7 separate regions of the Homo sapiens genome follow, and all the other regions are linked to region 4. Evidence: chromatin contacts called from ENCODE Hi-C or POLR2A ChIA-PET data. All regions are on one chromosome and are shown on one strand. Each heading gives the region's core, a stretch centred on a gene start or an enhancer-like site at or near the end of the contact. The rest is flanking DNA. Distances are from core to core; before and after follow the strand shown. Region 1 holds the start of SGPP2 (sphingosine-1-phosphate phosphatase 2). Region 2 overlaps DOCK10 (dedicator of cytokinesis 10). Region 3 holds the start of DOCK10 (dedicator of cytokinesis 10). Region 4 overlaps WDFY1 (WD repeat and FYVE domain containing 1). Region 5 has its middle 51 kb from the start of MOGAT1. Region 6 overlaps LOC105373903 (a long non-coding RNA gene). Region 7 overlaps DOCK10 (dedicator of cytokinesis 10).

Region 1 (2,700 bases), core at 84-2,583, 1.5 Mb after region 4:
CCAATGCCTATAATATTCCATTCCACACAGAAGCCAGGTTCTTCGTAATTCCTCAGTTACTACATCTAGAAATTTACACGTAAGTAAAGGCCACCTTTCTTTCACCAAAACCTTCTAGGAAGAACAAAATGTGGCTGTGTACAAGGAATTCGAATTATTAATACGTTTATTTCTGTTCTCCTGCGCCACACTTTTGACTTTGCCGAGGGAAAAGGCAGGTGCTGCCAGTGCTCCCGGTAGACATGCGTCCCCAGAAGCCAAGTGCAGCCCGTCTGGTCCCTGCTGCCTAAAGTCCCTGTGCACTGCGACGACGACGCACGCTGGTTCCCCCCAAGCCGCAGTGGGTTGTATAACCACGCTTTGAACACCTAGCGGGAGCGTAGCGAGCTTCCCTCCCAGAAGCATCTGTTAGAAGTCACTGGTGTCGGTCCATAAAAGACCCACCAGGCAGGAGGGACCCCCAGACTCTGGGGGAGGGCAAGCGAGAGTTGCTGTTAAGACATCATCGCCGGGGGTAGTGCAGGGAGGTTGTAAATCTCTCTAGGAGCTGTGTGAGCCCCAAGTTCTGTGCCCAGAGCTGGCGGTGCAGCGCGGTGAGGAGCGCGCTGAGCCCGGCTGCACCCGCATTTGTGCGCATCAGGGAAGGGGGATGGGCGGAAATGCAAGAATACGGGGGTGGGGGGGAGTCTAAGAACGTCTCCCCGGGGAAGTGCCAAGGACATCCCCGCTCCTCCGTTCCATTACGTAACTCTTACATATTTGCTGGCATCTACGTGAATTTAACTACTTTTGAAAGTGGGAAGTCTCTAAATGGACTGCATTGAAAGCGTCTGGGGATATCTCAATAGACCCGGTTGCCCCTGGCAGCGTTGGAGGGTGGCATCCTGGTTACTGGAAGGCCAGGCCTCCCCGTCCGCTCGCAGCGGCGGGAGCCGGGTCACTGCCGGGGACGGCGCCCTCTCGGCCCGGCCGGCCCCGCGTGGCGGAGTCGCAGGGACCCGCACGTCCGCAGCCGCCCCCTCCCCGTACCCGGCGAACACCTGCCCATGGTTACCTCCGGCGCCGCGGCTCTGCGCAGCCCGTTGGCCGGAGCCTCGCCGCCCTTGCCGTTGGCTGCGGGGAGATGCTCGACCCCGGGGACCCGCGCCGCGCGCTCCGTGGGGTCCGCGCCGTTCTCCCGGGGGCCTTCATCCGGAGCGGGGAAGAGCCCGCAGCGGCGCTGGAAGCGGGCGACGAGCTGGGAATCCTGCAGGCTCCGCAGCAGCTCGGCCATGGTGTGCCCGGGGCCGCGCTCCGCCGCCGCTGCCACGCCGGGCCGGTGCCCTCCGCTGGCACCGCCACTCCCGCCTCGCCCCCGCCGATCCCGCACTCCGGGCGGAGGCCGGGCGGGCGGGGCCCCGGGCCCAGCCAACAGGTGCGCCGCCCGGGTCCTAGCGCCCGCCCAGGTGTCTGCCTCCACCTTGCGCAACGCGTCCCCCTTTCTCTCCGTCCCGGAGGGCTTGGGCGGCCCCGGGCGGCCACGGGGGCAGGACCGCCTGTAACTGGACGGAGGAGTGCCGATCTCCGAACTGCGCCTCTCTTCTCCCGGCGCCCCCAACCCCCCACCCCACCTTCTTCCCCCGGCAGACGTAACACTAATGGGAGCGGCCGAGCGCGCGTGCACCTGCGGCCGCTCCCATTAGCCCATCCTTTTGGGCTCAGGCTGATCCCACAGTGACCTTCCTTGCAACTCTGAGCCCAAGGTGAAGTCGGATTTCCTCCCACGCCAGCTCCCCACAGCCAGCCACGTACTCTCACCTTCCTGCAAGACTAGTTCCCAGTAAATACAGCGAGCCCCCCAGGGAGAATTCCCAAGTTCTTTCCAAACTGCGTGATGCAACGTCTCCCTAGAGGTCCGAACACCCTTGAGCTTGCTCAAGTACCCAGGAGGTTCAAAGTGGGCCCTGAGTCATCTTCCGCGTCGCTGCCCCTGCCCTTCTGATTTGGCAACTGGGGAACATTTTCAGGTGGGTGGGAAGGAAAGTCCCTTCTGGGTTTTCCGCATTGAGAACAAAGATGCTTACCGCTTTCTCCTACTTCTTTCTTTCCGCTCTGCCTCTCTTTAAGCAATGACACTGGGAAAACCCCACCAGACCATTTAGGGAGTTTAAACGAGAAGAGAACAAAGTGCTGGAGGACTGGGGACAGGATTAGGTATCTCATTGCACCTGCACCTGCTTTAGAGCACTCAGCAGAAGATAGCAAAGGAAACATCCTGCAGGCCGGCCTTGGTTTTCCCTCCTCCCTCCTACATTTCCCTCCTGGGCTCAGAGATCCCTTGGGAGGCAACAATCAAATTAGGCCCAGGTGATCAGTCTGCAACAAAAGTGCAATTCAACCCCGTCTTTCGTTTGCAGCAGAAACCTGCATGTTTCCTGATTGTCCATGCAAAGCCTACTAAGAATTTGGTTGCACAAATGATTAATGAACACCTGTCAATGCCTTATTTATTCAGTTGTCCTTTTAGGCCTGAATGTCTTTGGGATGTGACTTTCCAGGATGATGTAGTCCCCTTCATGCCCTAGTTTCTACTTTTCTTGCTTCTCAGTCCTGTCTGGAGAGCAAAGTCAAGGGGACTGAGAGAATGCTGAAGCTCTTAAGGGAAACCATTTTCCTCTTACAGAAGACACGCAGAGTTATTGTCATGTCTGGCGGGATCAC
Region 2 (2,700 bases), core at 17-2,516, 1.1 Mb before region 4:
CATATATATTTGTATGAAACATGTTTAGAAATGCTATGAGCTAGCTGTGGTATTTTTGTTGTTGTCATTGTCATTATTGTTATGCCCTGGCTTCTGAGGATGGAGGCAAGGGCATGTGAGTTAGAGTTTTGTCTCCATAAGAATAAATGTTTGTCCCTTAGAGATTTCCCATTTTCAACAGCAGAGCAGGCTGAAGCTGGAAATATTAAAATACACATGACTTCTCGAAGACAGTTGGATGCCTTTAGCAAAAAAAAATCAAAAACTTCAAAAAGGGTGATTAACTAAATGCCCAACAGGAAATTCAGAAAATAATAAACCCTAAAATCAATGTATTTTATTTTCTAAATATCACACTAAGATACTTATTGGTAAGATATATACATATCTCTGGACTATAATTTTTTTCTGGAAATGGATATCTCTGACCAGTGATGAAGTCCACTATTGAAAAAGTATAACTCCTTCACTGTTTGCTGTTAGATTCTAAGATGGGCTCTGTAAACTCTGTAAGAAATGAATTTCTTACCTACCCAAACCCCTCTCCCATCAAATTCTGATTTGATGAGAATTCTCTAAATGAGAATTTTCACCTTCTAACCTATTGAAATTCAGTACTGTGAACAAATATTACAACTTTATACCTGTCTGAAAGGCTATAATTGGAGTACTATGTTATTTTAATGCAATCAAGATAATTTTATGCCTATATACCTGTACAGACATACACAGCAAATGCACAACATCTACCCCACACACACAATAAGCATGCATCACACACACACACACACTCTGCACACACAGACTCCCACATGCACCACACACCCACAAACTGCAGTCTCTGTTATTGTTGGCTCATCTACATTCTCACTCATGTGCACAGCACCCTTTATTTTCCAAGAAATTTCTAAATACTGTATACGATTAGATTGGCACAAAGGTAGTTGTGGGTTTTGCCATCATTTTTAGTAGCGCCATTTTAAAAAACCACTATTTTAAAAATAATCGCAAAAACCGCAGTTACCTTTGCCCCAACCTATATTTCACAGACATTGTCCACTTTGAAAACTGTACGTTTAGAAATACGAGGTTTTGTCGTGTTCATTTAAACTCCCCCAGACAAGTCTACTCTCATTGGTAACTTGGAGCTGCTCAGTTGGGTTGACCTTTCTAGCAGGAAGCAGTGAGCCTGAGTACCACTAACTTTAAGAGCTCTTCTGCAGGGCTGAGGCTCAGGAGAGACCACAGTGAAGGAGGAAGTAGATACTTGCTGCTTTACTTCCTTTAAGCAGGGTGTACACTGGTTGAGCTGAGCCTGCAGATGCACCATGGACCAGTCTTGTTTTTCCTATGACAGAAAGGCTGTGCAGCAAACTAACCTGCAGGCAAATGGGGAAATCTACTGGAAATGGAAGAGAAAAAAATAAAATGAATTATCCAAGCATTCTGCGATAATGAAGAAGTAATCAATGGCAAATGCCAAAAAGCTCAACAGGTTAAAAAACTTGGAATAAAGATAAAATGTAATAAGGAAGTAATAACTGAAGTGGGAAGAAATGAATAGGAGGTGCCTTACCAATTGCTCAATTTAGGACTTGTGAATCCTGTCATCATGTACATGTGTCTAAATCTTAAGCACTATGTTTCTGTTACTCTAAATTCCTAATGGTACTTTTGGGGCCATTTTAATGGAATGGATTCAAATGCATTGTCAATGAAAGCCAGGTTTCTGCCCCCCGGTTGCTTAGATTCAGTGATGATGCCATTTCCGGATTGGATAGCCTATCTAACTGAAAATAGTTAGAATTGAGCATGTTAAAACATAACATAGGCCGGGCGCGGTGGCTCACGCCTGTAATCCCAGCACTTTGGGAGGCCGAGGCGGGCAGATCACGAGGTCAGGAGATCGAGACCATCCCGGCTAAAACGGTGAAACCCCGTCTCTACTAAAAATACAAAAAATTAGCCGGGCGTAGTGGCGGGCGCCTGTAGTCCCAGCTACTTGGGAGGCTGAGGCAGGAGAATGGCGTGAACCCGGGAGGCGGAGCTTGCAGTGAGCCGAGATCCCGCCACTGCACTCCAGCCTGGGCGACAGAGCAAGACTCCGTCTCAAAAAAAAAAAAAAAAAATAACATAATTGAGCATTTAAAAAGGACTTTCACATAGTATATTGACTTTGTTTGCTGCCTTTCCTCCACCATTATTTTTCTTCCTTTCTTCCAACTTTGTTGAGCTCTCCTGTGCCATTCGACTTCTCACCTTTATTTCGACTTCTCACCTGTATTTCACTGCCAGTATTTTCCAGTAAATGATCTAGAAGCCAATTTTCCATTTCCTCCCACTCATTTCTTAGTCCCATTGCAACCTGGATCTCAGTGGTCAGTGGAAACCACAACCAAAGGCCAAGTGTCTTTCTCATCTACACCTTCTTCTCAGTACATCCTTGATGTTAAAATTAAAACACACGCATACAAAATTCGAGAATAAGACGTAGTAGACTGTATTTTAAAGACGTCCCCTCCAGACTGCCTGATTATTCAAACATGAATTTTCGTACAGCTGTGAAGGGACTTTGCAGTCATAAATTAAGGTTGATCATCAGGTGGCCTTAAAGTAGAGAAATGATTCCAGATTGTCCTGGCCTGATCACATGAGGCCCTGAAAGCCAAGGCTTTTTTCCCTGGCTACAGCAGAGAGATA
Region 3 (2,700 bases), core at 98-2,597, 1.1 Mb before region 4:
ATCCCCAAACAGCATCTCTGGCTAATTGAATCCTGGCTAACAAAGAGCTGACTAAAGTGCATTTATCAATTGCTTAAGAATTCTTTATACCCAAATGTGACCTTGTGTTATAACTATCTATCATTGGCTTTAGAAAGTGGCAGGGTCATGGATCCATAAAAAGCTGTTAAGAAAAAACCAGACCACTTGGAAAGGCTGTCCCAGATCTCTCCAGACCAGTATCCAGGGGCCAGAACTTCTCTGCCCCCCATCCAGTCCAACACTGAATTGCAGAACCACCCTGGGTATGACCCAGGAAGAGACTTCTTAGAAGGCTTTCATCAGATACCTATCTAGAGGCAAAGTGCAGGCTAGATGGGTATGGGCAAGAGAAGAGCAGAGACAGCATAACTGTGAAATCCACCCCCGACCTGACCACCCTACATAGTAACCCTGCCAGTTGGTTCTTGCCTACTCATCCTAATGCCACCCAAAGTCTCTTACCCCCAGAACGCTGATTTATTGGTTTTGAGTTCGTGTTAGTAGCTTAAACTGTCTCCTTGATTTCTCTGTATTTGTTTATTTGTTCGCTTGGTTACTTGCTGTCTCCCACCCCTACCCCGAAAAAACCTATCAGCTCTACACAGCCTTAAAGTGTAGTTGCTAAGTTCCTCTCCGTATCCTCAGTTTCCAGAACAGTGTGAGCTGGCATATAGTAGGCGCTTAATAAATACTCATTGAAGGAGTGAATGAATGGGGAAGCTTATTCCAAGGCCCTGAACATGGACTTCTGGCAAGGGAGCCTTCCAAACGCTGGCTTGGGCGATGCTGCTGGGATCCCAGCCACCAGATCTTTAATAAGCCTCTGACCCCTTCCCGAGGGTGGAAGGGCGAACCGAGCTTGGCCCCCACCCACTAGCCGGACCCAGAAAATAGAAGTCTAAACGGCAAATGCATCCAGGGCTCCAACTCTCCCAGCAACCTCCAAATGAGGCTGACGGCCTTGGACAGGCGACGGCCTTGGACAGGCCCCGCCCGGAGCCCCTCGGCGGCCGCCCCCCGCCCTCCCCCGCAGCCTGCAGTTCCCCCGGGCGGCGTGGACAGCCCCGGCCGGCCAGCTGAGCCCGTGTGGGCGGCGCGGGCAGGAGCCGCCCCACACGCGTCCCGCGACGCCCGCTCCAGATGCGCCGCTGCAGGGCCCGGCCGCCAGCCGAGTTGGCCGCGCGCGCCCGGGGGAGCGCAGAGTTTGGAAAGTCTTCGAGAAGCTTCAGAGGAGGGAAGGGGGTGGGAAGAGTGGGGGTGCAAGAGAGAAAAACCCGCCTCTTGCGAGTTGAGCGAGGAAGAGGGGGGGGAAGGCTCCGAGTTCCGCTTCCTGAACGGCGGGTGGATAGAGAAGGTTGGCGCGGGGAAGACCGGCGGGAGGCGCGCCCCGGGCCCGCGGCGCGATTGGCGTGACCGGCGATGGCCGGTGAGCGGACCCGCAGGTTCACCCGGAGCCTGTTGAGACCTGGGCAGGCGGCCGAGCTCCGGCACAGCGCCGCGTCCGCCGCCGCGGTGGCAGTCAGCAGCCGGCAGCAGCAGCGGGTGAGTGCGGCGCGTCCTCCGCGCCTTCCCGCGCGCCCCAGGCGCCCGGGGGGAACGGAGCCCAGCTTCCCCAAAAGCTCGGCGGGCCCAGGTCCCCGCAGCTCACGGGTCCTCTCCTCCGCACTCCCTCCCCCGCCGCCTCTGCGGGCTCCCCCGGCGCCACCTCAGCGAGGCAGCGCCACCGACGCGTAAGGACCGGGGGCGCGTTTGTGCACGCGGGACGCTCAGAGGAGCAGCTGCGTGGGTAGCAGAAGCGCAGCGTGGGAGAGGATGTGCAGGGGCTTTAATGGGGCGCGAGGGGGCCGGAATGCACCGCCAGTCACACTGGTGCTAAGTGATACGAGTGCCAGAGACCCCGGGTGGGGTGGGGGGATCTACAGAACAGAACCCCTGAGTCCGGAGGTCTGCGCGTCCCTCTCACCCTCCAGTAAACAGACCAGTGCGCTGAGAGAGAGGGATGCAGTCCGTGGTCCTCGCCCTGGTTAGAGCTGGGGCCCCCCGACGTTAACTATCGCAGAAATAGATGTACTTGGAACAGCCCTCCCACCGCAGGGTAAAAACCCACAAACCACTTAATACTCCTCCAGAAAGGGCTGAGGAACACAGGCTGGAGGAGACGTGGGTCATTAGGTCTCCAGCGGTTTCTGATATTTTTCTAAGATGTTTCGCGGGGTTCTCCCACCAGCAATGCTTTACTGGTTACTTCCTTATTGAAACGGCTTCTAAGTGCTGGGTGATTTCCGCGGGAAGTCCCTGGGGCAGCAGCCAGCATCTGATGCTAGGATCCTATCCATACCAACCCAGATGTTCCTGCGTTGCAGTAGGTCCACACTGCCGGGGAGAGGTGGCAAGAGACAAATCAACTCTAGTGGAAACGGGAAGCGAGTGGGAACAACAGCCTCACAGCAAGACCGGGGCTCAGCAGCCGCGCTCTTGGCCTGCGTTTGGTGGACCGGAATCCGGGTTGTGTGTTTCATTTTCTTTTTTGCCAGAAAATATCATTAGGAACTAAACGGCTCTTTTTAAGAGTGTGAAAGTGTTACTCTTGCCAGTCACCAATGAGGAGGGCGCCAAAAGCTTCCCAGAGCCAGTTCCCACAGCCAGGACTATTCTCTAAAGCCAGAGGTCGGAAAGTTG
Region 4 (2,700 bases), core at 99-2,598:
CAAGACCTGATAAATACAATTAGAAGAAATGTGTGGGCTGGTTCAGCCTCTGCTTGGGAAACATACCCTGTGTAGGGACTGAGGGAAAAGAATTACTGGGTGGAATTTCATTTCTGTAGTGCAGTGGGTTGGTGAAGCTCTGTGGAGGGGTTTTTAAAGTCCATTGATTGTATTGAGTGACTCGCCACATACACATGTGTAATAAAGAGGTTTCATTAGATGCTGTATTGGGCCATTCTTGCATTGCAGTAAAGAAATATCTAAGACTGGGTAATTTATAAAGAAAAGAGGTTTAATTGGTTCGTGGATCTACAGGCTGTACAGGAAGCATGGTGCCGGCATGCTTCTGGTGAGGGCCTTAGGAAGCTTACAGTCATAGCAGAAGGTGAGGTGTGAACAGGCACATCACATGACAAAAGCAGGAGTGGGGGTGTGGGGGTGCCACACACTTTTAAACAACCATATCTCAAGGGAGCTCATTTACTGACTCAAGGAGAGCACCAAGGGGATGGCACTAAACCATTCGTGAGAAATCCACCCCCATGAGCCAACTACCAAGCCCCACCTGCAACATTGGGGATTACAGTTTAACATGAAATTTAGAGGCTGGGCCCGTTGGCTTACACCTGTAATCCCAGCACTTTGGGAGGCTGAGTTGGGCAGATCACTTGAGGTCAGGAGTTTGAGACCAGCCTGGCAACATGGCGAAACCCCATCTCTACTAAAAATACAAAAAACATTAGCTGGACGTTGGCAGGTGCCTGTAGTCCCAGCTACTCAGGGAGGCTGAGGCAGGAGAATCTCTTGAACCCGGGAGGCAGAGGTTGCAGTGAGCCAAGATCATGCCATTGCACTCCAACCTGGGTGACAGAGAGAGACTCCGTCTTAAAAAATATATATATATATATATATATATATATATATATATATATGCGAAATTTAGAGGGGACACATGTCTAAACTATGTCAGATGCTAAGCTGTAATGGATTGCAGTTTTCATACAGATCACAAGATCACATTCTGATATATGTCACAAAGTACAAGCTTTGAGGCCATCTGGTTTATGGAGAACTGGGGAGTTGCTGAAAGAATCAATGATGGACTTATTTATGACCATAGTAAGCGTTTCAGTTGTAACAAGTTATAATAAATGTACACTATGCTTTCTATGTAATCTATTTAGGTGAAATGGAGTATATCAAATCAAGGACCCTGTAGGGGAAAAGAAGAAAAGAGAACAGCAAGTTAAAATAGCTTTGGGCAGGAAAGCAGAGGCCCGTGAAGAAACCACTTTCTGTTTATGACTAATTCTCTCATGACCCCCAGGCTCGCCAGTTTTTTCAGGGTTGCTAAAGGCAGAATGGGTTCTAGTAACTACCAGAATGGGTACTGGTTTTCATGCTGAAAGACCGTATTTATCTGCTCTTAAGCCTCTAACTGAAATGGATGGCACATAGATTACACAGGGTCGAAAGTCATGTGAAAGTAACCCCTGAAGCCTTTGCAGAATATTTGTTTCTACTTTTGTTCTGTTTTTGGAAAGTGTATGTGATAAAGTAGTTTCTGTTTGCTTTTGAATATGGCATCATTAATTTTCTATATACCTACCAAAATTATTATTAGCTTGTGTGGCTGGTTCAGTTTTACTAAGTTGATTAATGTTTCTTCTAGACAAACAGCAGTCGATGAACAAGGAAAGGACCTACTGAAAGATATACCTGTAGAAAGAAAGATTTCCCCAAGGGTTTCAAATTTGATAAGTTAGCCAATATAAAGTATGAAATGTGAAGTTCAGATTTTTCACATAAATTACTTGGCATAATTATGTAGTGTACAACAGACTTTTTTCTGTGGTACTTAATGTAATTTGCTTAAACATAGACATCTTGGGGTAAAACACCTGCCATGTCCCAGAGACCCAGAATAATCTAGATTTTTTATCTTGTGTAGGTTGGACACAGTAAACTTTACTGGTTTTTGTCACTAAATATTAGTAGCAATTTTTTTCTTCATTCTGAACATTTTGTATGTAAGCTACTTTGTAATTTTTGTCACAGAAGAACGAAAAACTTCTTTAAAAATCTTTGTATTACAAGCAGTTTTTTTTTTTTTTTTTTTTTTTTTTTTGAGACAGAGTCTCACTCTGTCACCCAGGCTGGAGCGCAGTGGTGCTATCTTGGCTCACTGCAACTTCCACCTCCTGGGTTCAAGCAATTCTCCCACCTTAGCCTCCCGAGTAGCTGGGATTACAGGCGCCTGCCACCATGCCTGGCTAATTTGTTTTTTTGGAGAGATAGGGTTTCACCATGTTGGCCAGGCCTAGTCTTGAACTCCTGGCTTCAAGTGATTCGCCCTCCTTGGCCTCCCAAAGTGCTGGGATTACAAGTGTGAGTCACCATGCCCGGCCCAAAGTAGTTTGATGCATAATTGAAAATTGTAATCTTATGACTGTGGATAATGGTGCTGTGTCTTCTGTATGACTCATGATAGCATGGTTGAATGACCCGTTGTACACCATGAAGATACCTTTTTGCTTAAAGACTCAGCTGCTCCTAGTTTGGTCTTCAGCTGTCAAATGTATACGTCCTGATGTAGAGTTATATTTTACTTCTCCCCTGCCTCCCTCTCTCTCTCTCTCTCACAAATCCCTAGGTAGTGTCGCCTGCCTCTGGTGGGACCCTATTCAGCGGTTACTCTTC
Region 5 (2,700 bases), core at 47-2,546, 1.2 Mb after region 4:
AAGTCTCAGGCAAACAGCGACAAGTTGGTCAGCCCATCTGAATCCTTCACATGAGCTGTCCCTTAGTGCCCACCTAAGTCTTCTTCATCCTTGCACGCCCAGGTCAATTCCATTCCCCCCATAACTCCCTTCCAGATTCCTCAGCCAGAATGAATCTCTCCACATGCCCAAAGCACTGGGTTGGCACTGCTCTTATGACACTGGCTTCACTCTCTCTCCTATGAGATGCTTCTCTAAGTGTGAGCCCAGAGAGGGCGGCACACACGTCCATGCCTTGGCTCTTTTCACTGAATCAGTGCTTGATCACAATTGTCCATCACACACTGGAGGATGCATTGAAGCCCTGGGCCCTGAGCATCTGACCCTGTGCTGCATCCAGGCTTATGATTTATTTTGAGACATGGTCTTGTTCTGTTGCCTAGGCTGGAGTGCAGTGGCATGATCACAGCTCACTGCAGCCTCAATGGCCTGGGCTCAAGTGATTCTCCCACCTCAGCCTCCCAAGTAGCTGGGTCCACAGGCACGCACCACCATGCCTGGCTAATTTTTTAAATTATTTGTAGAGATGGGGGGTCTTGCCATCTTGTTCAGGCTGGTCTCAAACTCCTGTCCTCAAGCAATCCTCTCACCTCGGTCTCCTAAAGTGCTGGGATTATAGGTGTGAGCCACTGCACCTGCCTGGACATCTTAATTTTTTTTTTTTTTTTTGAGATAGGGTCTCGCTCTGTTGCCCAGGATGGAGTGCAGTGGTGTGATCTTAGCTCACCGCAACCTCCACATCAGAGGTTCAAGTGATTCTCGTGCCTCAGCCTCCTGAGCAGGTAGGATTACATGTGCCCACCATGACATCTGGATAATTTTTGTATTTTTAGTAGAGACGGGGTTTCACTATGTTGGTCAGTCTGGTCTCTAACTCCTGACCTCAAGTGATCTGCCCACCTCAGCCTCCTAAAGTGCTGAGATTACAGGTGTGAGCCACCGCACCCGGACTGTACTTTTTTTTTTTTTTTTTTTGAGACAGAATCTCACTCTGTCACTCAGGCTGGAGTGCAGTGGTGCGATCTCGGCTCACTGCAAGCTCTGCCTCCCGTGATCCCGCCATTCTCCTGCCTCAGCCTCCCAAGTAGCTGGGACTACAGGTGCCCACCACCACGCCTAGCTAATTTTTTTTTTTTTTTTGTATTTTTAGTAGAGAGGGGATTTCACCATGTTAGCCAGGATGGTCTCGATCTCTGGACCTCGTAATCTGCCTGCCTCAGCCTCCCAAAGTGCTGGGATTACAGGCATCAGCCACCACACCCGGCCCAGCCTGGACTTCTTTGTTTACTGGCACAAACACGCCTTACAGCCTGGGCCTTAGCCCCTCCATAGAATCTTTGAATCACAGAGAGATGCAGGAAATTCCAATTTAATCTAGTAACCACAAATAAAGCTGAAAGTAATTCTTCAGCAGATTCTTGCCAAATAATTCTGGCAAAGAAATATCCCTGATGGAACTGAGGGAATTAGCAGAAAACACATTACATACCCCAGATAGGGTATCAGACTGAAGTCACTGCATCCACATGTTTTCAAAATCTAGAGCCCAGAGCAAAGAGAAATCACAGGCAAGATGGAAGAGAAATTGCTCCTTTGAAATAATGGTGGCCCTGGGGCAGTTTCTAAGTCTATCAAGATGTGGAAAGGGAAATAACCTCTGCAATAAAGGCAGGCCAAAAGGATGTGGTAAGGGCTTCAGTGAGATTGAAAGGTTCACTATCAATGGTTCCTTATGAAGAGTGTTTTCTCTGGCCACAAATAACCATTTGGGCACACTGCTTTGCATAAGCTTTGTCATCTAAAAATCTAAACTCTGTGACTGCAGTCAAGTCATCCTGATGGTTTGTTTTATAGAACTCTCAAAAATAACAGTGGAAATATATAGCTCTAAAGATCACCTTGCCTATGCAGATCTGAACAAAACAATTTTACTATTCTGTTTTCACTTGACTATTTGATCTTTGGACTCATTGCTATAATATCACCCGTCAACTTACCATAGTATTTGAGGGGGAGGAAATGGACTTTAAAAGTCTCTCATAATTTCAGCTAACATTTTCATCTGTCTAGTTGTCTAGGTAAGAGGTAGTGGACTCATAACAGTAATCAGGTAAATACTAAAAATCTTTATGATAGTAGTCTGATGAGGCTAGGAGAGTTTGAACTTCTGATATGGTTTGGCTGTGTCCCTACCCAAATCTCATCTTGAATTGTAGCTCCCATAATTCCCATGTGTTGTGAGAAGGACCTGGTGGGAAGTAATTGAATCATGGGGCAGGTTTTTCCCATGCTGTTCATGATAATGAGTAAGTCTCATGAGATCTGATGGTTTTATAAAGGGCAGTTCCCCTGCACACGCTCTCTTGCCTGCCGCCATGTAAGCTGTGACTTTGCTCTTCCTTTGACTTCTGTCATGATTGTGAGGTCTCTCCAGCCATGTGAAACTTTGAGTCCATTAAACCTATTTTTCTTTATAAATTACCCAGTCTTGGATATTTCTTCATAGCAGTATGAAAATGGACTAATACAGTAAATTGGTACTGTGTAATGGGGCACTGCTATAAAGATACCTGAAAATGTGGAAGTGATTTTGGAATTGGGTAACAGGCAGGGGTTGGAACAATTTGGAGGGCTCAGAAGAAGATAGGAAAATGTGGGAAA
Region 6 (2,700 bases), core at 169-2,668, 1.2 Mb after region 4:
GCAGTGAGCCGAGATCATACCACTGCACTCCAGCCTGGGCGACAGAGGGAGACTCCATCTCAAAAAAAAAAAAAAAAAAAAAAGGTTAAGATGGTAAATTTTATGTTCTGTGTATTTCACCACAATTTTTTTTAAAAAAGCCTGGAGACTTTGCTGTTCTACTATCTTTTCTTTCTTCCTCCTACCCCATAGTCCTGCATGACAGAGTTTAGGGAAAGGAGAACACAGATCTCCTGAACCCAAATGTTTTCAGAAAACCAGGCCAGTAACATAAATAAGTGAAACCAGCCAAATGGTCTGCTTTAGGGAATAGGAGGAACTGGGGTAAACGGGAGAGCGTGAGCCCTTTCTAAACAGGCCCACTCACGGATCATCTCCTGACACTTATTGCCATGCAGAAATGCAGGCCCCAGCGTTGCCAGGCCTTCTCGTTTTACTTTAAAAAAAAAAAAATTTTTTTTTTTTTTTTTTTTTTTTTTTTTTTTTTTGAGATGAGTCGCCGAGGCTGAAGTGCAGTGGCGCAATCTCGGCTCACCGCAACCTCCGCCTCCTGGGTTCAAGCAATTCTCCTGCCTCAGCCTCCCAAGTTGCTGGGATTACAGGCGCCTGCCACCCCGCCCAGCTAATTTTTATATTTTTAGTAGAGATGGGGTTTCACCATGTTGGCCAGGCTGGTTTCGAATTCCTGACCTCAAGTGATCTGCCTGCCTCAGCCTCACAAAGTGCTGGGATTACAAGCGTGACCCCCGCACCCGGTCTTAAAAAAACTTATTTTAGATTTGTGAGTACATGTGGGTTTGTTGTACAGATTATTTCATCACCCAGGAATTAAGCCCAGTACCCAATAGTTATGTTTTCTACTCCTGTCCCTCCTCCCACCCTCATTTTTAAATAGACACTAGAAATCAGGATTTTTACGAGAAATTTTTTATTTTAAGCCTGTGTGCCTTCTAGAACTCGGGGCAGATGTAGATGGAGGCCATCTGTTTGCGTTTCCTGGTCTTCTGCTGATCTGCTGACCTGACCCCAAGCTTGCAGCTGGCATTGTTGTCAACACTAGAAGGTGGTCCAAGATAGGAGAGCATATTTTTCTGGACTTAATGTATAATTAGCATAAAGGTTGCTAAACAGGATGATGGGTAACTCCATATATATATTACATATATCTATGGACTATATATGGACTCTACTTAGTAGTCCTCATTTTTATTTTCCCAAAGGCTTTGTTGATACAATTGTCAGATAAGGTCTTGTCTCATGCCCTTCCTGTGATGCCGCGTGGTGTGTGTACGAGAGCAAGAGAGAAAGGAAGTCTGAGGCTGGAGCGAAGAAAAGGAAGTGGCGTGTTTGGTTGGAAGCCGGGAGAATGCCCCCAATCACTGCTTTCAGAGTCTAAATGGCAAAGAAGGATCTTGACTTATTTCCTGTGTTATAACTTCTTAGCCTCTGTGAATAGCCCACCACCAGCTCAGCCGCCCTGATTGTGTGTGTCTTGATGCCAATGGACTCTGCTGCAGGATGGCATCAGCTGCTCTGAGGGCATTCCCCAGGGCAGAGGAATTGCTTTTCCTCTCTTCTACCAAGAGGCATACTAGGAATTGCTGCAATATTGACATGTGACTACATTAGGCACAAAAAGTGAAATTTTAAATCACTGAACGTTAGAAGCTTCAGAACGAAAGGTGGAGGGAGAAAGTGGAAGGGAGGACATGGAGTTGGTCGCTTTTTTTTTTTTTTTTTTTGAGACAGGTTCTCTGTTGCACAGGTTGGAGTGCAGTGACATGATCATGACTCACTGCAGCATCCACCTCCTGGGCTCAAGCAATCCTCCTGCCTCAGCCTCCAGAGTAGCTGGGACCACAGGATTGTGCCACTATGCCCAGCTAATTTTTTCATTATTTGTAGAGACAGGATCTCACTATGTTGCCCAGGCTAGTCTCAAACTCTTGGGCTCAAGTAACCTCCTGCCTTGGTTTCCCAAAGTGCTGTGATTATAGGCATGAGCTACTGCCCCTGGCTGAGCCCAGGAGTTTGAGGTTACAGTGACTTGATTGCACTACTGCACTCCAGTCTGTCTGATAGACTGACACCCTGTTTCAATAATAATAATAATAGGCTGGGCGCAGTGGCTCACACCTGTAATCCCAGCACTTTGGGAGGTCAAGGGGAGTGGATCACTTGAGGTTAGGAGTTCGATACCAGCCTGGATAACATGGTGAAATGCCATCTCCACTAAAAACACAAAAATTAGCCAGGCATGGTGGCCAGTACCTGTAATCCCAGCTACTCGGCAGACTGAGGCAGGAGAATCGCTTGAACCCTGGGGCGGAGGTTGCAGTGAGTAAATATCGCGCCATCGCACTCCAGCCTGGGCGACGGAGTAAGACTCCACCTCAACTAACTAACTAAATAATAATGAAATATTCTGTTGTAGGAGTGGGGTTAGCAAAGATGATGCCTTATTGTAATATCTTTTGTTTCCTTAAAATTAACTTCAAAATAGAATAAAATTGTTTATGAGTTCGCAGCCACGTGTATAAAAGTTGATATATGCCAGGCATGGCATATATCACACCCGTAACCCAGCACTTTGGGAGGCCAAGGTGGGTGGATCACGAGGTCAAGAGTTCATGGCCAAGAGACCAGCATGGTCAACAATGGTGAATCTCCATCTCTACTAAAAATACAAAAATTGGCCAG
Region 7 (2,700 bases), core at 101-2,600, 1.0 Mb before region 4:
AGAAAAGCAAAAGCCCTGTGTTTAAGGAGCTCATGCCCTTTTATGGATGAAAAAGCAAGTTGATTTAGAATGCTTATGGTTAAGAAATACCGAGAATCAGAGACTTCGTCTGGTATCTGGTACACGAGAAAGATTACTTTTCACCAAGGCAGTATTCTTATATTGTGACTGTATATATTAAAAGTTTTTCTCTATTCACTCTGCTGTCCCAAGCCACAAATACCCTCATTTGCCTGGACCATACCTCCCCTCCAAGAAGTGGTTTTGTAACTGGTCCTCCTGCTTTCTTCTTTGCTCCGCTTTGATTCGTTCACACACAGTACTCAATGGAAGCTGTTAGGAACACAAATTAGATAACGCCATGCCTCTGGTTAAAACTTCTCAGTGGCTTCCCATTGCCTTAAGAGTCAAATCCAGCTCCTCCCATAACCCCTGTCATCTGGTTCCCCATGTTCTCTGAGCTCTCATCTAGCCTACTTTCCTCAGTCACTGCACAGACATCAAGCATTCTTTCTGTTCCCCCAACTTGCCAAGCTCATCCTCTCGGTAGGGCCTTTACACTCTCTGTATAGCTGGTTCCTATTTTTCAGTCACAACTCAGTTTAAATGTCACCTCTACAAAGAAGCATCCCTGACTTCCAAGCTACATTGCCCTCACACCCAGTTACTTTATAACATGACCCCACCTGCTTCTCTTGATAACACTTATCACCACTGGGAAATATCTTGGTTTGCTTTTTCACTCCTCTGTCACTTGTTTCTCACTGTTAGACAGTAGCCTCTAGCAGGACAGAGACTTCTTCTGTCTTGATTGTTGAAAGATTTTCAGCAGCTAAAGCAGAACTTGGCACAAAGCAGATGGAAAATAAATATTTATTTCATGAATTATCTTTCAGAAACATCTAGATTGCTATTTTATAACATAATGTTGATCCCTTGAGTACCTTGAGGAACCAAAAGGCTTTTCTGAAACAAAATTCTTGAGAACAAAGAGGATGAAGTAATTGGCTTTGCTTGATGGTAAGGAAAATACTTCCTGCTTTGGCACAACTCAACTCAACATATCACCTTAAAAAACAGCACTAAGAACACGTTTCCCTTTTTAAAGAGGCCCATTCCTTCTAACATAGTGCCTGGCTCATAGCTGATATCAGCAAAGCTTAGTTTCCTCCTTTTAACACTTTTTTTTAAAGAGATGGAGTCTCGCTCTGTTATCCAGGCTGGAGTGTAGTGGGAAGTCACTGCAGCCTCAAACTTGGCCTCTCAAAGTGCTGGGATTACAGGCGTGAGCCACTGCACCCAGCCCTCTAACACTTTAGTGTACTTCTTCACTTACTCATTCACTTCCTTTCTGTTACTAGACAAGGGACAAATCAGTTCATATCTGTACTTCAAGTACCCAACACAATGTCTGATTCATAGGCATTCAATAGATTATCAAACATTGAATTAAAATAGTTTTCTTCCAGGTTGAGGGCCTGACACAGAAGCACTTTCCTTTATTTTGGCACACCAGGTAGAAGCTAGTCCTCCTTGTATGTGGGTTCTGGGACTAAGCAGTATGAACTCCTGCACTACATGTGTCCTAATGATTCACTAAAATAAGCAGTATTGATGTATTTATTAAGCCATTCATTGCAAAAACTTGTACTGCTTCAATAATTGTATTTGCTACTTTTTTTCATCTTTCTTTTTCAAGCTGGTAGTAATAGAAACTTTAAAACAAAACAAAAAATAAAGAACTTAGTCACCAAAGTGTGTGACTCAGTAAAGTGGCAAAGAAAGTAAGAAAAGAAAGCAAGGGCTAAGAAAAATGGTTTCAAGGACACATTGAATCATATTGTCAAATGATTCAGTTTAAGAAAAGACTGATGCAAAATAGCAGAAAAAAAGTTGAGAAAGTCAGAAATGAGTTTCTTCCTGAGCAAAAGATGTAGAAAGCCTGAGATGGGATCATTTCTGGGAAGTACAAAACCATAAATAAGAAAGTTCTGATGTCTGAAAGCTGGTAAGACTGTACACTGTGTAGGAAGACCACCTATCAACTATACTTCAATTTTGTCCACACCAGTAAAACTCTATTTCAATTTACCTTCATGGACCACCTTTGGTGATCTAAGCTGTTTATATCCAGGACACCAATACGAATAAGAAGCAGACCTTACACTTGAACAGTTAGACTTTCAACACCGGGCAGTGCAATTTTCAAAGTCAAAAGTCTATGTCACATGACTACAGTCACCTAAGAGTCTCATTATCTTCTCAAATTCCATCTTCATATTAGTAGGTCAGAATTGTGTCCCAGGGTACTCAAAGGCATTCTGCACTTTTCACTGGCTATTAAAACTCAGAATAGTGGATATCATAATATACCAATGGCTTGTTCTTTTCATAGTATGTCTTTAGCAATGAAAAGCAAATGGTATATGGGGACTTCTAGACTCAACCACAAGGGTCATTCTAGGAAAGGAAGCAGAAAGATTTGAATATGTTTTAAACTGCAAATCAGTAAGGTCATGAGTTTTCTTTCTTTTTTTTTTTCTGAGACAAAGGTTAACATTTTATAAGAATCTCAACCTCTTTTAAATCTGTGGCTTTTGAGCCTGAAAAGCAGGCTTTTAAACGGCTCCTGGTGTTCATGTAAGAACATTGTAATTTCAATTTGAAAACTGAGTAATAGTCTTTGTCGAATTAGATTCT

What was found. Hi-C counts contacts between places; a loop is a spot of excess contacts on that map. ChIA-PET counts read pairs that join two places held with the same protein, here RNA polymerase II (POLR2A). Pooled maps may share reads with other maps.
Region 1: a loop to region 4 is called in a map with no recorded cell type, with 14 times the contacts of the local background. The contact joins the promoter of SGPP2 here to the enhancer-like site in region 4. A Hi-C loop is called at or near these places in 5 of 37 single-sample maps with no recorded cell type and 5 of 50 pooled maps.
Region 2: a loop to region 4 is called in a map with no recorded cell type, with 4 times the contacts of the local background. The contact joins two enhancer-like sites. A Hi-C loop is called at or near these places in 4 of 37 single-sample maps with no recorded cell type and 3 of 50 pooled maps. POLR2A ChIA-PET finds 5 or more read pairs at or near these places in 1 of 52 experiments (activated B cell).
Region 3: a loop to region 4 is called in a map with no recorded cell type, with 7 times the contacts of the local background. The contact joins the promoter of DOCK10 here to the enhancer-like site in region 4. A Hi-C loop is called at or near these places in 4 of 37 single-sample maps with no recorded cell type and 4 of 50 pooled maps. POLR2A ChIA-PET finds 5 or more read pairs at or near these places in 1 of 52 experiments (activated CD4-positive, alpha-beta T cell).
Region 5: a map with no recorded cell type shows a loop between it and region 4 (8-fold over the local background). The contact joins two enhancer-like sites. A Hi-C loop is called at or near these places in 6 of 37 single-sample maps with no recorded cell type and 3 of 50 pooled maps.
Region 6: a loop to region 4 is called in a map with no recorded cell type, with 5 times the contacts of the local background. The contact joins two enhancer-like sites. A Hi-C loop is called at or near these places in 6 of 37 single-sample maps with no recorded cell type and 3 of 50 pooled maps.
Region 7: a loop to region 4 is called in a pooled map, with 5 times the contacts of the local background. The contact joins two enhancer-like sites. A Hi-C loop is called at or near these places in 1 of 168 maps with a recorded cell type or tissue (B cell), 7 of 37 single-sample maps with no recorded cell type and 4 of 50 pooled maps.

Annotation. Positions count from the first base shown.
Region 1 is chr2:222,423,176-222,425,875 of GRCh38, reverse strand. SGPP2 (sphingosine-1-phosphate phosphatase 2) reads right to left here and starts at 1,333. Exons shown (of 5, transcript NM_152386.4): 1 at 1,055-1,333. The coding sequence starts at 1,273. RefSeq lists enhancers at 340-399, 450-599, 1,790-2,089 and silencers at 900-949, 960-1,189, 1,280-1,629.
Region 2 is chr2:224,952,022-224,954,721 of GRCh38, reverse strand. The region is part of intron 1 of DOCK10 (dedicator of cytokinesis 10); the gene reads left to right. Among named protein-coding and RNA genes, the nearest start is that of MIR4439, 57 kb to the left of the region's middle. RefSeq lists a silencer at 1,201-1,250. Within about 2 kb of position 1,266, at least 9 of the 41 ENCODE cell types and tissues checked have a DNase peak (open chromatin) inside an H3K27ac peak, as active enhancers do.
Region 3 is chr2:225,041,115-225,043,814 of GRCh38, reverse strand. DOCK10 (dedicator of cytokinesis 10) reads left to right here and starts at 1,347. Exons shown (of 56, transcript NM_014689.3): 1 at 1,347-1,563. The coding sequence starts at 1,441. RefSeq lists silencers at 951-1,320, 1,511-1,750 and an enhancer at 2,301-2,640.
Region 4 is chr2:223,895,584-223,898,283 of GRCh38, reverse strand. It overlaps WDFY1 (WD repeat and FYVE domain containing 1), which reads left to right. Exons shown (of 12, transcript NM_020830.5): 7 at 2,654-2,700. Among named protein-coding and RNA genes, the nearest start is that of WDFY1, 48 kb to the left of the region's middle. RefSeq lists enhancers at 1,146-1,345, 1,466-1,525, 2,267-2,326, 2,337-2,486, 2,497-2,556. Within about 2 kb of position 1,348, at least 5 of the 41 ENCODE cell types and tissues checked have a DNase peak (open chromatin) inside an H3K27ac peak, as active enhancers do; they include B cell, where a contact is called at or near this core.
Region 5 is chr2:222,721,500-222,724,199 of GRCh38, reverse strand. No RefSeq gene overlaps it. Among named protein-coding and RNA genes, the nearest start is that of MOGAT1, 51 kb to the right of the region's middle. Within about 2 kb of position 1,296, at least 3 of the 41 ENCODE cell types and tissues checked have a DNase peak (open chromatin) inside an H3K27ac peak, as active enhancers do.
Region 6 is chr2:222,742,300-222,744,999 of GRCh38, reverse strand. All of the region lies in intron 1 of LOC105373903 (a long non-coding RNA gene), which reads right to left. Among named protein-coding and RNA genes, the nearest start is that of MOGAT1, 72 kb to the right of the region's middle. Within about 2 kb of position 1,418, at least 11 of the 41 ENCODE cell types and tissues checked have a DNase peak (open chromatin) inside an H3K27ac peak, as active enhancers do.
Region 7 is chr2:224,925,024-224,927,723 of GRCh38, reverse strand. All of the region lies in intron 2 of DOCK10 (dedicator of cytokinesis 10), which reads left to right. Among named protein-coding and RNA genes, the nearest start is that of MIR4439, 84 kb to the left of the region's middle. Within about 2 kb of position 1,350, at least 9 of the 41 ENCODE cell types and tissues checked have a DNase peak (open chromatin) inside an H3K27ac peak, as active enhancers do; they include B cell, where a contact is called at or near this core.